Regions from separate parts of the Homo sapiens genome. Here region 1 is linked to region 2. A link is a contact called in ENCODE Hi-C or POLR2A ChIA-PET data. All regions are on one chromosome and are shown on one strand. Each heading gives the region's core, a stretch centred on a gene start or an enhancer-like site at or near the end of the contact. The rest is flanking DNA. Distances are from core to core; before and after follow the strand shown. Region 1 overlaps AKT3 (AKT serine/threonine kinase 3). Region 2 holds the start of AKT3-IT1 (AKT3 intronic transcript 1).

Region 1 (7,022 bases), core at 2,882-5,381, 66 kb after region 2:
ACTGTTGTCCATTTTATATTCAGCCTCTCAGTGGGTAGTGTTGTTAAGATGAGGCGAAATTTATTTAGAAAAAATATGTAAATCTATATGAGGAACAATATTAAGTAAATAATGTAGATGGCATGTGAATATGACACAAATTGTGAAGGTGGTAAATGAAATTAGGAAGAAAGGAAAAACCGTTACATGGTAATTACATATGAGGCATTTCACTGAGTGTTTTCCCATTTTATTTCATTTTATCCTCTTCAAAGCTCTATAAGTACAATATCATAATCCTGAAATTATAAATGAAGATTCTGAGGGTTAGTGAAGTACATTGGTCCATGGTTGCACAGCTAATAAACAGGAGCTGGAATTCCAACCCAGAGCTTACTGACTTGAGCTTACTGACTTTTGACTCTAAAAAGAGGCACAAACTATTAGTTTACAAATGTGATCATTCCATGAACTGAGATCTTTCAGTGCGTCACTTCTAGTGCCTTCTATTTCTCTTCACAGAACACTCTTTTTGGATAAAGAGGGTTTAAAAAATAATCTCTCTATTGATTTTTAAATAGCTGCGGTGGCTAGCTTCCAAGTCTGCAACTATGTACTTCCTTGTTTCAAGCTGGCCTCACTATGTGTGTAGAGGACGCCTTGGCTTATCCTAGTTACTGTTGCTGTACTGAGACCATCCAGTAAGAGTGACTCAGAGCTTGCCCATTACCTCTTCTTGCCCCTTAGTTCTTGCTGTATATCAAAGCAAGTGTTTTCTAAATTCTTGCAGACTCTTTGTTCTCTATTGCCTTATTATTGGTGATATTGCATGCCATTTATCTTAAACGTATGGATGGTAGAAAACATGAGCTGCTACAACAACATAATATATATCTACAGCAGGCTATTATATATATTTTTTGCTTTCATTTTGGCATGTGGTAGATACTTACATATAAGAGTTTATGCTATGAGCAGAAATAATCGAAATGTCACGGGATCCTTCAGGTGTCACTCTGCCAGCCGGGAACCATTGTGGCCTGTGGCGCCCCTGCTTGAGTTTCACTCACTCCCACTGTGCTCGTTCCACCCACTCAGCCCGGCAGGCTGCACTCAGTTCGCCCAACCCGGATCCCACGCCTGATGAGGGCAAACCAGGCTCAGAGCACTGAAGGGTGTGTGAGAGAGCTAACACAGGGTCCGGCCAGCTGTGGTGGGGCAGGCAGCTCTGGGTGCTGGCAGAGGTGCCGGCTCCTTGCCAGGCTGCAGCTGGAGCAGGCGTACCACACGTAGTTTCTGGTGCAGGTGCTGGTGTCTGGAAAAGGGGGATGCGGTGGCACCTAAAAACTTGGGGACGCCAGCAACTGCAGAGCCTCAAGGAGTGGGTCAGGCGTGCTCTCTCATTCTCTCCACCCGCGGCTCGGCGAGCAGGGGGAGCAGGTTTCAGCTTGTTCAGTCCCACCACCTCACCCCAGCCGGCGGCTCCCAGGCTGGCCCAGCTCCACTGCCACTTCCTGTCACATGGGGCAGCTGCCCAATGCAGGCAGAAGGCAGGAAGGCTATAGTGTTACAGCCCTGGCTTGGGAAATCCTGATGTCTCGGCCCCCAGAAGTGTCACTGCTTTTCACTCCTGCAGTCCAGCAAATGGGAGCATGTCACCACCACAGTTTGGTGAGTTGGCCAGGAAAGTGTTGCAGCCCTTTTCATGCCCACTGTTGGGTGGGTCCCGAATTCTGGTCCTTTGTCCAGGAAGAATGAGGTTACGTGGACAACTGGAAGGTGAGCAAGGTGGAGAAGTTTTACTGAGTAGCAGAACAGCTCAGCAGAGAGGAGACCCAAAGCGGGCAGCTCCTAAGGGTAGTCCTTACTTACCTTGAGTCCAGCTGAAGCTGGGGTTTTTATGGGCTCAAAATGGAGGAAGTGTGTGCTGATTGGTCCCTGGGCAGGAGGAAGTGCGTGCTGAGTGGTCCATGGGTGGACCTGGAAAAAACACCATTTCATTGGCTGAAAGGCGTAAAGGAAATTCTCCCTCCAGGTTGTGGATTCCAGCTAGAAGGAGCAGCCAGGTTTTCAGGCTTCATGCTGTGTGTGCCCTGAAGGTTGGGTTTCACTGGGGACCTGTCCCAATCTGCCTAGGAATTTGTCTGCCTCCTGCCACTATCACAATTTTATTTCTGAAATACACAAATATTTAAAGCTGTTAGGAAGGTGTCAGTAGAGAGACTTGGAAAATACAGGCAAGATGAAAGTAAATTATTCTGGTAATAAAGTGACCCATTCTTATTAGGGAAAATGAAAAATATACATAAAGAAGAACACTGTAATCTATCATTTATTGTCCAGAGATATTACTAATATTTTATGTCTCCTTAATCTTTTGTCTATGCACATATTTTTATTTTTAAAATACAACATTTGGAATTTTATATCTTGCTTTTTTTCTCTTAATATTATGAACGTTTTCCCATATCATTAAGGACTTTTAATAGCATTTTATAATTATTTACCTAACAGTTCTCCCTGATCATTAGACAGTTAAGATAGATTTCAGATCTTTTTTTAAGGTAGATTTTTATGAGTGAAATTACTGGCTCAAAGGATATGGTTACTTTCATGTCTCTTTATAATCTATGAGGTACTTGATTTTTTTCCTGGAAAGGCTGTACCCATTTATGTTCTCACCATATTCTCATGCTTTAAACTCAGTGCATATGCTCTTATTTTCACTAGTATTTTGAATTCCACCCTTTTAATCTTTTCAAAATCTCAAATCATTACCTCTCTTGTATTACCAGTCTCTCCCTCTCTGCTTTATCATTCACACCGGCATATAAAGGTGCAATAGTATCTTCCATCCTAAAAAGAAAAGCCCCCTCTTGACATATTGCTTCCCATTCTGCTACTGCCTCTATTTCTGCTTCTCTTTTAATAAAATTTTATTGCATGGTTTGTCCACACTGGCATCTTTCATATTCTCACCTTGTAGTTAATTTTCTGCCCTAAACTCTAGTTTATTTGGATTTCTTACTCCTCTGAAGAGTCTAGTAAAAATCATTGACATCCGCGTGAACATTTTTCTCTTTCTTTTTCTCCATCTCTTAATATCATTCAGCACAAGTAGCAACTCAATTCTTGAAACCCAACCTTGGTTTCTCCTAACTCATTGGCTCTTCCTTTCTGATCTTGTATCAGTTCTTGATACACTACCTGATGCCTACTTATTGGAGGGCCATGTGACTCCATGGAGGACTCCTTTCCCTAAGGAAAAACTAAGTTTCCCTGAAGTCCTTTTTGTCTCTAATAACTTTTTACCTCTTCTGGGATGTCTGGCATATGACTCTTGCCTTAGAGTCCATAGACTGCAAATGAGTTTGTGCTTTTAATGACACGTACTTTAAAACTCATTGATCTTAGTTTTATTAAGTCTTTAGATTTTTGAAAATTTTCTTTCAAGTGGTTATTCTTTGAAATCGTGAAGAACTGACAGCATATGACCAGACAGTTTTTCTACAAAAGCATTGGGATTGCCTGTCCTGTCCTATCTGTTCCCATAAAGTTTTAGGTGAAATACAAAGGTTTATGATCTAAATTCACAATTGCTAGTATGATGCATTAGCACACCATAAGTTCACAGTACTCTTTGCACTATATTCCTGAATGATTAAAACTTACAGCTGGCATAGTATCAAGTGCTGGCTGCCCAAGTGTCTCCCTCACAACCTATAGATAGAGTTTATTGCCTGTCACAGAAAGGGAGTACACCACCTGGTTAGAACTTTGGCGGTTTCTTGGAGGGAAGAAAGCAAGGATAGTATGTACTGAGAATCAAAGTTTGGTTGAGGTTGAGTGAATACTGGGTGTGTGTGTGTGTTTGATTAAAATTGGATGATGACCATTATGCAACAGCAAGGGATTCAAAAAATCTTACATACTGTTGGGGCTTTCTATTGAATCGTTGATGCGTGTTTCAGGAGTTTGCTGTGATGAACAATCAAACCGTTTGCCAGGGTGAGGCTCTCCCTGAATAGTCAAGTCATGTTAACGTACACTGTGAGTTGTTTAGGGAGTTGATAGTTTTAGTCTTCAAGTTGTATGTGGTTTCTGTTAAACTATTAATGTCATAGGACTACAACATACTACTTCAAGCTCTTAAAATGGCTTTCCCTTATTTTTGAGAGATGTAGCTGAGTGCTGCTTATAGTCAGGTCAATTCTTATAAAACACCAACATCCCTCTATGCCTAAATATCAAATCAGTGTTATAATTATTTTTTTAAACTAAGATTATATCAAATTTTTTAGTTTGATACTTACAAAATAGTTATGATGCTTTTTTTTCTTGGTTCTCTTTTTTTCTTTGCTAGAAAGACTTTGAACTATAAGGATGGAGGTTCCTTTTCTGCAGACTTAAGAAAGAGGATGTGAAACTTGGTGTCATGAGTTCTAAATACCTCAAGTTATTGTTGCAAGAATAGGGTTTTCAGTTTTGCAATTTCAGCCTATAAATTACAATGAAGAGTAAGAGTCCTTATAATAATAAACTTTTGGGGCTGGGAGCAGTGGCTGACACCTGTAATCCTGGCAATTTGGGAGGCTGAGGTGGGAGGATCATTTGAGGCCAAGAGTTCTAGACCTTCCTGGGCAACATAGCAAGACCCTATCTCCACAAAAAGTGAACAAAATTAGCCACGCATGGTAGTGCATGCCTGAAGTCCCAGCTACTTGGGAGGATTGCTTGAGTCAGGAGGTCAAGGCTGTGTTGAGCTGAGATTGTACCATCGCACTCCAGCCTGGGCAACAGAGCAAGACCCTGTCTCAATCAATCAATCAATCAATCAACTAACTTACTTTTGGTATTGTATGCTGATTTATGAAGGTTGAACCTAGGATTAAATGTTGTCTTTTGTCTGCCCTTTATTTTTCTTCCCTTAACAGATGCCATGTTGAGCTGCCTTGTCCTGATTTTGACCCACAATGTGTATTCAGCCTCAGCACTTATTATGTAGGTTAGGCTCCTTTTAAATGTTAATGTTTCACATTTATGCTTGTGTGAATTGCTCATTTTCTGTCATAACCTGGGGGTATGGAAGGAATCTGTTGAAGACCAAGGAGGTGGGCTTTACCACAATACTGACATCTCTTCTCAGCTCAGGCAGGGAGCCTTGGCTAGGCCACCTATTGCCACTGCCTAAGTAGAAGGTGATTGGCAGAATCTTATCTGCTTTGCTTTGACTTTTCATTGCCAGAGTTTGTTGAAGGATGCCAGATGTTTGGGAAAACAAGTTTCTTTTTGCTTTCTATCCCTATTCTTGCCAAATTCTTACCTGTTTTTTCATGAGGATGCCCTGGCTTGCAAGAAAAAGCAAGAAAAATAAAAACATAAGTTTGATTCTTAATTTGAGCATTCTGACCCATTTTCAGCTTTATATATCCTTGGTCCATTTTTCTTCCTGTTATTTTGACAACTCTCATGGCTGTGGGACTGAGTGCTTGTTCATAGATAAATGTTAACTTTCTTTTGGGTTGAAAAAGAGAATATTGGTTGCTAAGTTGAGCAACCACAGACTGAGATTTTCAGAAAATTGACAACTTCTTTTGAGAATTTACCTGTTGTAAGTTATAGAAACTGAACTTAAATATTACCAAACAACCATATTAAATATTTGCCATATTTTAGATTGTTCCCTGCATTAATTGAGTTCACTTTATAGGTGTAAAATATTTTTATATTTAGTAAGCAGATCAAATAATATTAACCCCACAACTTTTTCCCACACGTTAAAAAACACCTGACTCTTCATCCAGATAATTTTTCCAGATTTCACCACTGGAATTTACTTATACATCCTTTAATACCTAAATAATCAGTCTTGTTCTGATATTATCTGCCTTTCGTAAATAATTGAAATGGATTTGGCTTACATATTGGGGCGTGGGTTAACCTCCAGTTGGAATTCTAAATTTATCAAACTTAAGATCTGTTAAAATGCCCAGCAACAGAATAATTAAAACAGATTTGAAAAGATGAGTAGCACCCACCAGCATACTAGACATTAATGTTGGAGGTATGAAATTCCAGACATTAATGTTGGAGGCATGAAATTCCAGAGCTGCCTGCACTAGGCCTTTATGAGAACTAACCTTTTAAAAAGGCCAGTAGCTTTCCTAGTCTTCTACGAAGTGCCAGATAGATGAGTGAATGTGTATAAACACCTTTCTGTGTGTACTTTTTAGCTATTACTTTGAAAATTGTAACAACATATATATTGCTTATCCATTTTGAATCAACTGTGACATCTTTTAGCCATGTATATGTGGCATATGTATTGTTTTCATTAAATCGTCGAAATTATATAAGCCAGTTACCACTTTTCACTAATTTTTTTTGGCAATGGTATTTTGGAAGAATTAAATATATTTGAACTGTATATTGAAGTAGTCAAAGTGACCTTCAAAAGGAATGTAATGATCTTAAATATAATATTTTATCTTATTTAGTTGTCACAAGGACCTTATTTCTGTGGTTATGCCCCCGACCCTTAACCCTTGCAAATCTCCGTATGCAGTGAGCAGTGTTACTGCTGGAGTATATTATTCTTGTCTCTGAAGTAGAGACACAAAAAAGGCTGAGTTCTGTTCTGTTATTCTGCTAGATTGGTCACATATTCCTGGAGAGTGGTGTTATAATTTTTTTTCCTGCATCTTTGCAGATAGCACAGTGCCCCCATGGAATACTTCACTCACTCTAGTCACTGGTGAAGTCCTACTCATCAACCCTTCAAGTTATAGCTCAAGTTTCACCTCTTGTATCTTGTCTTCCCTTGTCACCATTTGAAAGTAAACTCTTCCTTCTGAAACTGTCAACACTTTCCAGAACTTTTCTTACTGCCCTTATTGCAGTTTCATTTCTTTTTCTCTTTTTTTTTTTCTTTAAAGACAAGGCTCGCTCTGTCTCTGAGGCTGGAATGCAGTGGCCTTATCATAGCTCACTGCATCCTCAAACTCCTGGGCTCAAGCTAACCTCCCGAGTAGCTAGAACTACGG
Region 2 (7,484 bases), core at 895-3,394:
GGCCGTATTATTTTAGGCTTTGAAAGACCTTGGCTTTTAAGTGGAGTGAGAAGCTGCTTATTAGGAAGTTTTAAGTGGGGGAGTGACTTAATCTGATTTCCATGTAACAGCAAAAGCAAAAATCACCCAGACTGCTGTGTGGACAAGCATCCTTGTGGATTCTAATGCAAGTCTGTGATCGGACTTTGAGAAATACTAATTTAGTCCTTAAGTCAGTATCCTGAGATAGCTGATTTCAAAAGAGCTCTCTCAGGGCTTCTGACCAAAAGTGACAGATTGGCTACACCTGTACATCTCTTCTTATTTCCTAATCCCTGCCTAAATGGAAGAAAGAAATCAGAGACTGGGAGAGGTTACAACAGGAGACAGAAGCTGCTATACCTCTTTCAAATAAGCAGATGGACAGGTAGTGACTGACTTTGCAGAGGAATCACACAGTACCTGTAAGTGCACAAAAATACCTGTAAGAAATGCAGTACTGTGTTTGTCCGAAGCTCCCAAGAGTCTCAGCATTTGGAGGCACCAGATACTAAGGAAGATAGGGGTCAGAAATGGAGCTGAAAACAGGGGAGCTGGTCGGAAAATCTGTGTACACTGACAGGTGGACCCCTACGATTTTCTCCCTATGTGCCCTTGTGGATGGGTGAGTCCCTTCACTACCAACTCCCTGGCCTCAGGAGAACAAGGTTTATTCTTTGCAAAATTAATGAAGAGCTGTCTGGACTTTGAAACCAGGGGCCGTGGATTGTTGCTTGGTTTAAAACAAGGAGATCGGCCGGGCGCGGTGGCTCACGCCTGTAATCCCAGCACTTTGGGAGGCCGAGGCGGGTGGATCACGAGGTCAGGAGATCGAGACCATCCCGGCTAAAACGGTGAAACCCCGTCTCTACTAAAAATACAAAAAATTAGCCGGGCGTAGTGGCGGGCGCCTGTAGTCCCAGCTACTTGGGAGGCTGAGGCAGGAGAATGGCGTGAACCCGGGAGGCGGAGCTTGCAGTGAGCCGAGATCCCGCCACTGCACTCCAGCCTGGGCGACAGAGCGAGACTCCGTCTCAAAAAAAAAAAAACCAAAAAAAAAAAACAAAAAAAAAAAACAAGGAGATCAAGGGAAACCTACGCCTGAACTATAGAAGTGTTAGCTCTCTTCCTCTGCTCTCCTTCCAGAACTGCACAGTCAAGCCTGTCCTATCCTTCTCCTGTGGAAGACTGAAGATAACAGCATCTTCAGATACTGATAGGCTTTCTGCTGAGAGTACCTTAAGTGAATTCTACCAGTCGTTAAGCCCTGTTTTCCCACACAGATCTTTCAGTTAGTTCTTTTCAGGGGCTTATTCTTAAATATGAGCAAACAATCTAACACCATTGGTCATCTGGGGGAAGACTCCAACATTAAAAAAAAAAAAAAGTAGACATAGAGAGGTGGAGAGGGAGTGATACTTGGAACACTGGGAGAAAACAGATACCATAAGGGATCAAAAGAAAACTTTAAAAATCTCCAGTATTATCAGAGAAGACATGTATTTCCTTCCCCACTTAAATGATAGTGAACACATATAAAAGCAGAAATCCATGAGGGTAAAGAGAACGAGATGAGAGATGACAGCAGGCAAACAACGTCAACTAAATATTGGAAGCTGAGAACCTGGTGCGTGAGTGGTAACAGAATTTAGCAGAGCTGAGAAAGCAGAAAGTCCTATGGTGTGGGTAGTTGTGCAAAAACTGGTATTCTTTTAATTAATGATGTGCTTTGCTCTATTTGGACTGCTGGGTTCTTATTTTTGAGCAGTATGCTCTCTCCCAGTTGAAGCTGTTAATGGGCTGTCCACCAATGGAGAAATCAGAATGATTAAAATGTAGTTCTTGTATTTTTATGGTTCTCTTAAGCAGTCATGCATTATACTCTTCTTCTTGTGTCTGAGCCAACATTTCATAGGAGTAGATAACACCCATTTCTGGTGGCACTGACAGCAGGGTTGAAAAGAATGTTATAAAAGAAAATATGAATAACATTTAACTTAAGAATATGTTCCAAATTTTGTTTGTAAAGTAGTTGTTTAAAACTTGGTAGTTCTTTTTGATATAATGTTATAAATGGCAGTTATCCTAGACCAAACTTTAAAATATGTTTCATTAGCAATTAAATGGGCATTTGTAAGTTCCCAGGGAAACCTAATCACATTGTATAGTATTTTTTAATGAAGAAACACTAGCTGGGTACAGTGGCTTATGCCTGTAATCCCAGCACTTTGGGAGGCCAAGGTAGATGAATAGCTTGAGTCCAGAAGTTTGAGACCAGCCTGGGCAACATGGTGAAACCTCATCTCTACAAAAAATACAGAAAAATTAGGTGGGCATGGTGGCTTGCGCCTGTAGTCCCAGCTAATTGGGAGGCTGAAGCGAGAGGATCACCTACGCCTGGGAGGTTGAGGCTGCAGTGAGCTGAGCCATGATCGTGCTACTGCACTGTACCCTGGGTGACAGAATGAGACCCTGTCTCAAAAAAAGAAAAAATGCTTTTTAATGGTAAAATGGCTACATGGATTTAGATTTAGACTTGAATTCAAGTCCTACTTCTACCATTTTTCTGCTATGTAACCATAAGTAAATTTCTAATGTTTCTGGGTCTCAGTAGAATGAGAATAATATCTAATCAGAGGGTAGTTGTGATGATTAATGGATGTTAAAGTAGATGAGCTACTCAGTCGAGCTCCTAGACCCTAGGGAGTCAATAAATAGTCGGTTTTCTTCACCCTTTTTTTTTTTTTTTGAGACAGTTTTGCTCTGTTGTTGAGGCTGGAGTGCAGAGTGCAGTGGTGCGATTATAGCTCACTGCAGCCTTGATCTCCTGGGCTCAAAGGATCCTCCCTTCTAAGCCTCCTGAGGAGCTAGGGCTACAGGTGTGCACCATTGTGTCTGGCTAATTTTATTTTTTTATAGATACAGGGTTTCACTGTGTTGCCCAGGCTGGTCTTGAACCCCTGGCCTCAAGAGATCCTCTCACTTCAGCCTCCCATAGCATGTGGGATTATAGGTGTGAGCTACTGTGCCCAGCTGTTGTTTTCAGTTTTACTCTTCTGTGGTATGTGGTAAGAGGGAGCATTTGTTTTCTAGAGCCTGCAGCATGTGTGGGTCAGTTGAAAATGTATAAAAATTTTGAGTTACGCACGGTGGCTTGTGCCTGTAATCCCAATACTTTGGGAGGCTGAGGAGGGAGGACTGCTTGTGCCAGGAGTTTAAGACTAGCCTGGGCAACATAGTGAGACCCTGTCCCTAAAAATATGTAAAAAAAATTTTAAAATAAAAATTTTGAAATGCAATTTGTGTCTTAAAATTCTGCCTTATTTATTTGCAACGTGTGTTTCTTGTCATGTATTTGCTGCTGTATGCTGGTAGAAAAAGCATAGAGAGTGGACTCAGGCAGTCCATGCTCTAGCCTCCTGTTCTACTCTGAACTAGATGTGTGACATTGTAAGTGCTGCTGCTTCACTTCGGGTGTTACTCCTGATTTGCACAGTGAAAAGTGTTTTATTACAAGATGATTTCTAGAAGTTTGTTTCTGTTCTGACATTAGATGACCTGTGATATGTGAAGCTTAAGACATCTTTTTTCATTACTGGGTTTATACGGGGTGTTGAGGCTTGTGATACATTTACTGTTATAAATTCATTTTAATGTGTTTGGAGGACTTGAGATGATTGGAGATTATTAGATTGATAGCTGATGTTTGGCTTTATTATTGGAAAATAGTTCTAGCTACGAAACCTGTTTTTGAGTGAAAGTATGCTAGGAATGGCCATTGCTTTTCTTCCTACAGAGATAAGTGATCTCTTGGTGTTGTACACATGAAGCTCTCACCTTTATTTTTAAAGTCATGGATTTTACCTTGGCTCCTATAAACTCTTCTCCCCTCCCCCATGTAGCTGTAAGCATTCCTACTCCTAGGATGATTTGGAATGTGTGTGTTTCAAATCATGTTTAGTGATTGTAAGGCTAATCTCAGCTTAATTATCACTGCCAAAGGAATCCTCTGACCCCCAGGGCCAGATCATGTTGTTTGCTTTCATGGTATATTTTTCCCTTTTCATAGTCCGGGTTATATATATAGATGTATAATTCCATAATATCTTGTCAGCAAAACTGGAAGCTCTGGGAGGGCAGTGACTGTATCTCTTTTGCTGACTTTTATCTATAATGTCGGGCACATGATTGGCAGCATTGGAGACATATTTTTGAGTTAAGTGAATAAATTGTTTCCCCACAAATAATAAATTAATAGAAATTTAATGGTAAAAGCTCAAAATGTTTATTAGAATCATGATGGTAGCCTTTGTTATTACCAGTGAATTTAAAAGGAAAGAATAACCAAGGTGTTTGTATAAATGACTTATTATTGTTTGTGCAAGAACAGTGAACGTTCCCTAGTACAGGAAGCAGCTTTAAAAAACTGCTGGCAGAACTAAGAAGTCAGACTGTCCTTGACCCCTAGATCAAATGTTTTTGAGCCTGAGTTTCCTTAAATCTTCTTCAGTTGAGAATAAACATTTTGACAAAATAGAAGATTTATTCTGTTAATTTTTGGTCTTCATAAACCTAACTAAATTTGCTAAAACAACAAAAACTTTCTAATTTTTACTAGTTTTGTTTTTTAAAAAGTTTGTTTCCTTTTAAGTGCATAACACTTTAAAATGAGCTCAGCTGTATTAGCAGATAAACATGTTGATTCATTTGGTCCAGAGCTACTGAATGAAGCTTGCAGGAGCACAGTTTGTTCTTTATGCCGCCCAGGGGCAGAATGTTTCTCTTCCTCTCCTCCTTATTGAGAGAAGGGGACTGGAATAAGTGACTCCTCTTATTTAGGTTTGCCTGAATTGTTGACGAGGGAAGGGGGCAAGATTTCTTCACCATTTATCCTTCGTCTCATTTAAATTCTGTTCATTAACATAAAGTATATGCACTCATACTGTGATATACATGTTGAATTATTAGTGTCATATATTTACAGTTTTTACAAAACCATTTTACTTAATGCTCTGGTTTGAGTAATCTGTTGTTTAAAGGTATAATGAATCAGAGTTGTTTTTAGGCGTATTGCGTTTTTGAGGATGGACTTAATTTTGGAAGCAAAGAGAAGTATGTTCTATCCAGTGGAGTGGAGTTGAGATAATAGGTATGCAGTTCGCCTCTCATACCCATTGTGGGTTCTGCATCTGTGGTTCTATCAACTGTGTGTCAAAAATACTTGAGAAAAAAAAAAAAGAATGGTTACGTTCATACTGAACATGCATAGACTTTTTCCCCTTATTTTCCCCTAAACAATACAGTGTGACTATTTATATAGTATCTACATTGTATTAGGTGTTTTAAATAATCTAGAGATGATTTAAAGTACAGGCCTAGCTTGTTTTATTGCACTTTGCTAATACTGCATTTCTTACAAATTGAAGATTTGTGGCAACCTTGAGTCGAGCCAGTCTATCAGTGCCATTTTTCCAAGAGCATGTGCTTATGTTGTGCCTCTGTGTCACATTTTGGGTAATTCTTGCAGTATTTCAACTTTTTCGTTATTATTATACCGGTTATGGTGACCTATGATCAGTGATCTTTGATGTTACTGTTGTAATTGTTTTGGGGCACCACGAACCATTACCCATGTGAGGTGATGAACTTAATAAATGTGTATGTTCTTAATGATCCAGCAACTGGCTGTACCCCTGTCTCTCTCACTCCTGAGACACAACAATATTGAAATTAGTCCAGTCAGTAACCCTAAAATGGCCTCTACATGTTCAAGTGAAAGGAACAATCACACGTCTCTCTGGAAATGAAAAGCTAGAAATGATGAAGCATAGTGAGGAAGCTATGTTGAAAGCCAAGACAGGCAAAAAGCTAGTCCTCTTGAGCCAAGTGAATGCAAAGGGAAATTTCTTGAAGGAAATGAAAAGTGCTATTCCAGTGAACCCATGAATGATAAGAAAGCGAAACAGCCGTATTGCTGATAAGGAGAAAGTTTGAGTGGTCTGGGTAGATCAAACCAGCCACAACATTTCCCTAAACCAAAGCCTAATCCAGAGGCAGGCCCTAACTCTCTTTAATTCTATGAAGAGAGATGAGAAAGCTGCAGAAGAAAAGTTAGAAGCTAACAGAGGTTGATTCATGAGGTTTAAGGAAAGAAGCCGTCTCCGTAACATAAAAATGCAAAGTGAAGCAATCAATGTTGATGTAGAAGCTGCAACAATTTATCCAGAAGATCTAGCGAAGATCATTGATGAAGGTGGTTACACTAAACAATAGATTTTCAGTGTAGACAAAACACTCTTCTATTTGGTGAAGAAGATGTTATCCAGGACTTCATAGCTAGAGAGAGAAGTCAATGCCTGCCTTCAAAGCTTCAAAGGACAGTGACTTTCTTGGTCGTAGCTAATGCAGCTGGTGACTTTAAGTTGAAGTCAGTGCTCCTTTACCATTCCAAAAATCCTAGGACCCTTAAGAATTATGGTAAATCTGTATTCTGCCTGTGCTCTATCAGTGGAAAAAGAGAGCCTGGAAGCCAGCACATCTGTTCATAGCATGGTTTACTATTTTAAGCTTACTGTGGAGACCTACTGCTCAGAAAGATTCCTTTCAAAATATTACTGCTCATTGACAGTGGACCTGGTCACCCAAGAGCTCTGATAGAGATGGACAAGGAGATGAATGTTGTTTTCATGCCTGCTAACACAACATTTATTCTGCAGCCCAGGTATCAAGGACTAATTTCAACTTTCAAGTCTTATTATTTAAGAAATACATTTTCTAAGGGTATGGCTGCTGCCATAGGTAGCAATTCCTCTGATGGCCCTGAGCAAAGTCAGTGAAAAACTTTCCGGAAAGGACTCACCATTCTAGATGCCATTAAGAACATTCATGAATCATGGGAGGAGGTCAGAATATCAGCATTAACAAGAGTTTGGAAAAAGTTGAATTTCAACCCTCATGGATGACTTTGAGGGATTCAAGACTTCAAAGAAGAAAGTAACTGCAGATGTGGTAGAAATAGCAAGAGAACTAGAATTAGCAGTGGAGCCTGAAGATGGAACTGAATTGTTGCAGTATTATGATAAAACATTAATGGATGAGGAGTTGCTGTTTTTTATCTGTTTATTAAAAAGATTTTTTTAAAGACAAAGTCTCATTCTGTTAGGCTGGAGCAGAATACAGTGGCACGATCCTAGCTCACTGCAGCCTTGAACTCCCTGGCTAAAGCGATCCTCCCTTCTCAGCCTTCTAAGTAGCTAGGACCACAGTCACACACCACTGTGCCTGGCTAATTTTTTAAAAAAATTATCTTTTGTACAGACAGGGTCTTGCTTTCTTGCCCAGGCTGTTTTCGAACTCCTCGCTTCAGGCGATCCTCCTGCTTTGGCCTCCCAGAGTGCTGGGAATACAGGTGTGAGCTACCACCCCTGGCCAGGCATTGCTTCTTATGGATGAGCAAAGTAGGTGGT

Evidence for each region. A loop is a pair of places that touch in the nucleus more often than their neighbours do. ChIA-PET counts read pairs that join two places held with the same protein, here RNA polymerase II (POLR2A). Pooled maps may share reads with other maps.
Region 1: a pooled map shows a loop between it and region 2 (2.4-fold over the local background). The contact joins the enhancer-like site here to the promoter of AKT3-IT1 in region 2. A Hi-C loop is called at or near these places in 2 of 168 maps with a recorded cell type or tissue (PC-9 and endothelial cell of hepatic sinusoid) and 2 of 50 pooled maps. POLR2A ChIA-PET finds 5 or more read pairs at or near these places in 4 of 52 experiments (CD4-positive, alpha-beta T cell, T-cell, activated CD4-positive, alpha-beta T cell and 1 more).

The regions. Positions count from the first base shown.
Region 1 is chr1:243,725,085-243,732,106 of GRCh38, reverse strand. All of the region lies in intron 2 of AKT3 (AKT serine/threonine kinase 3), which reads left to right. Among named protein-coding and RNA genes, the nearest start is that of AKT3-IT1, 66 kb to the left of the region's middle. Within about 2 kb of position 4,131, at least 3 of the 41 ENCODE cell types and tissues checked have a DNase peak (open chromatin) inside an H3K27ac peak, as active enhancers do.
Region 2 is chr1:243,789,060-243,796,543 of GRCh38, reverse strand. It overlaps AKT3-IT1 (AKT3 intronic transcript 1), which reads left to right and starts at 2,144. Exons shown (of 2, transcript NR_046761.1): 1 at 2,144-2,284; 2 at 2,964-3,339. All of the region lies in intron 2 of AKT3 (AKT serine/threonine kinase 3), which reads left to right.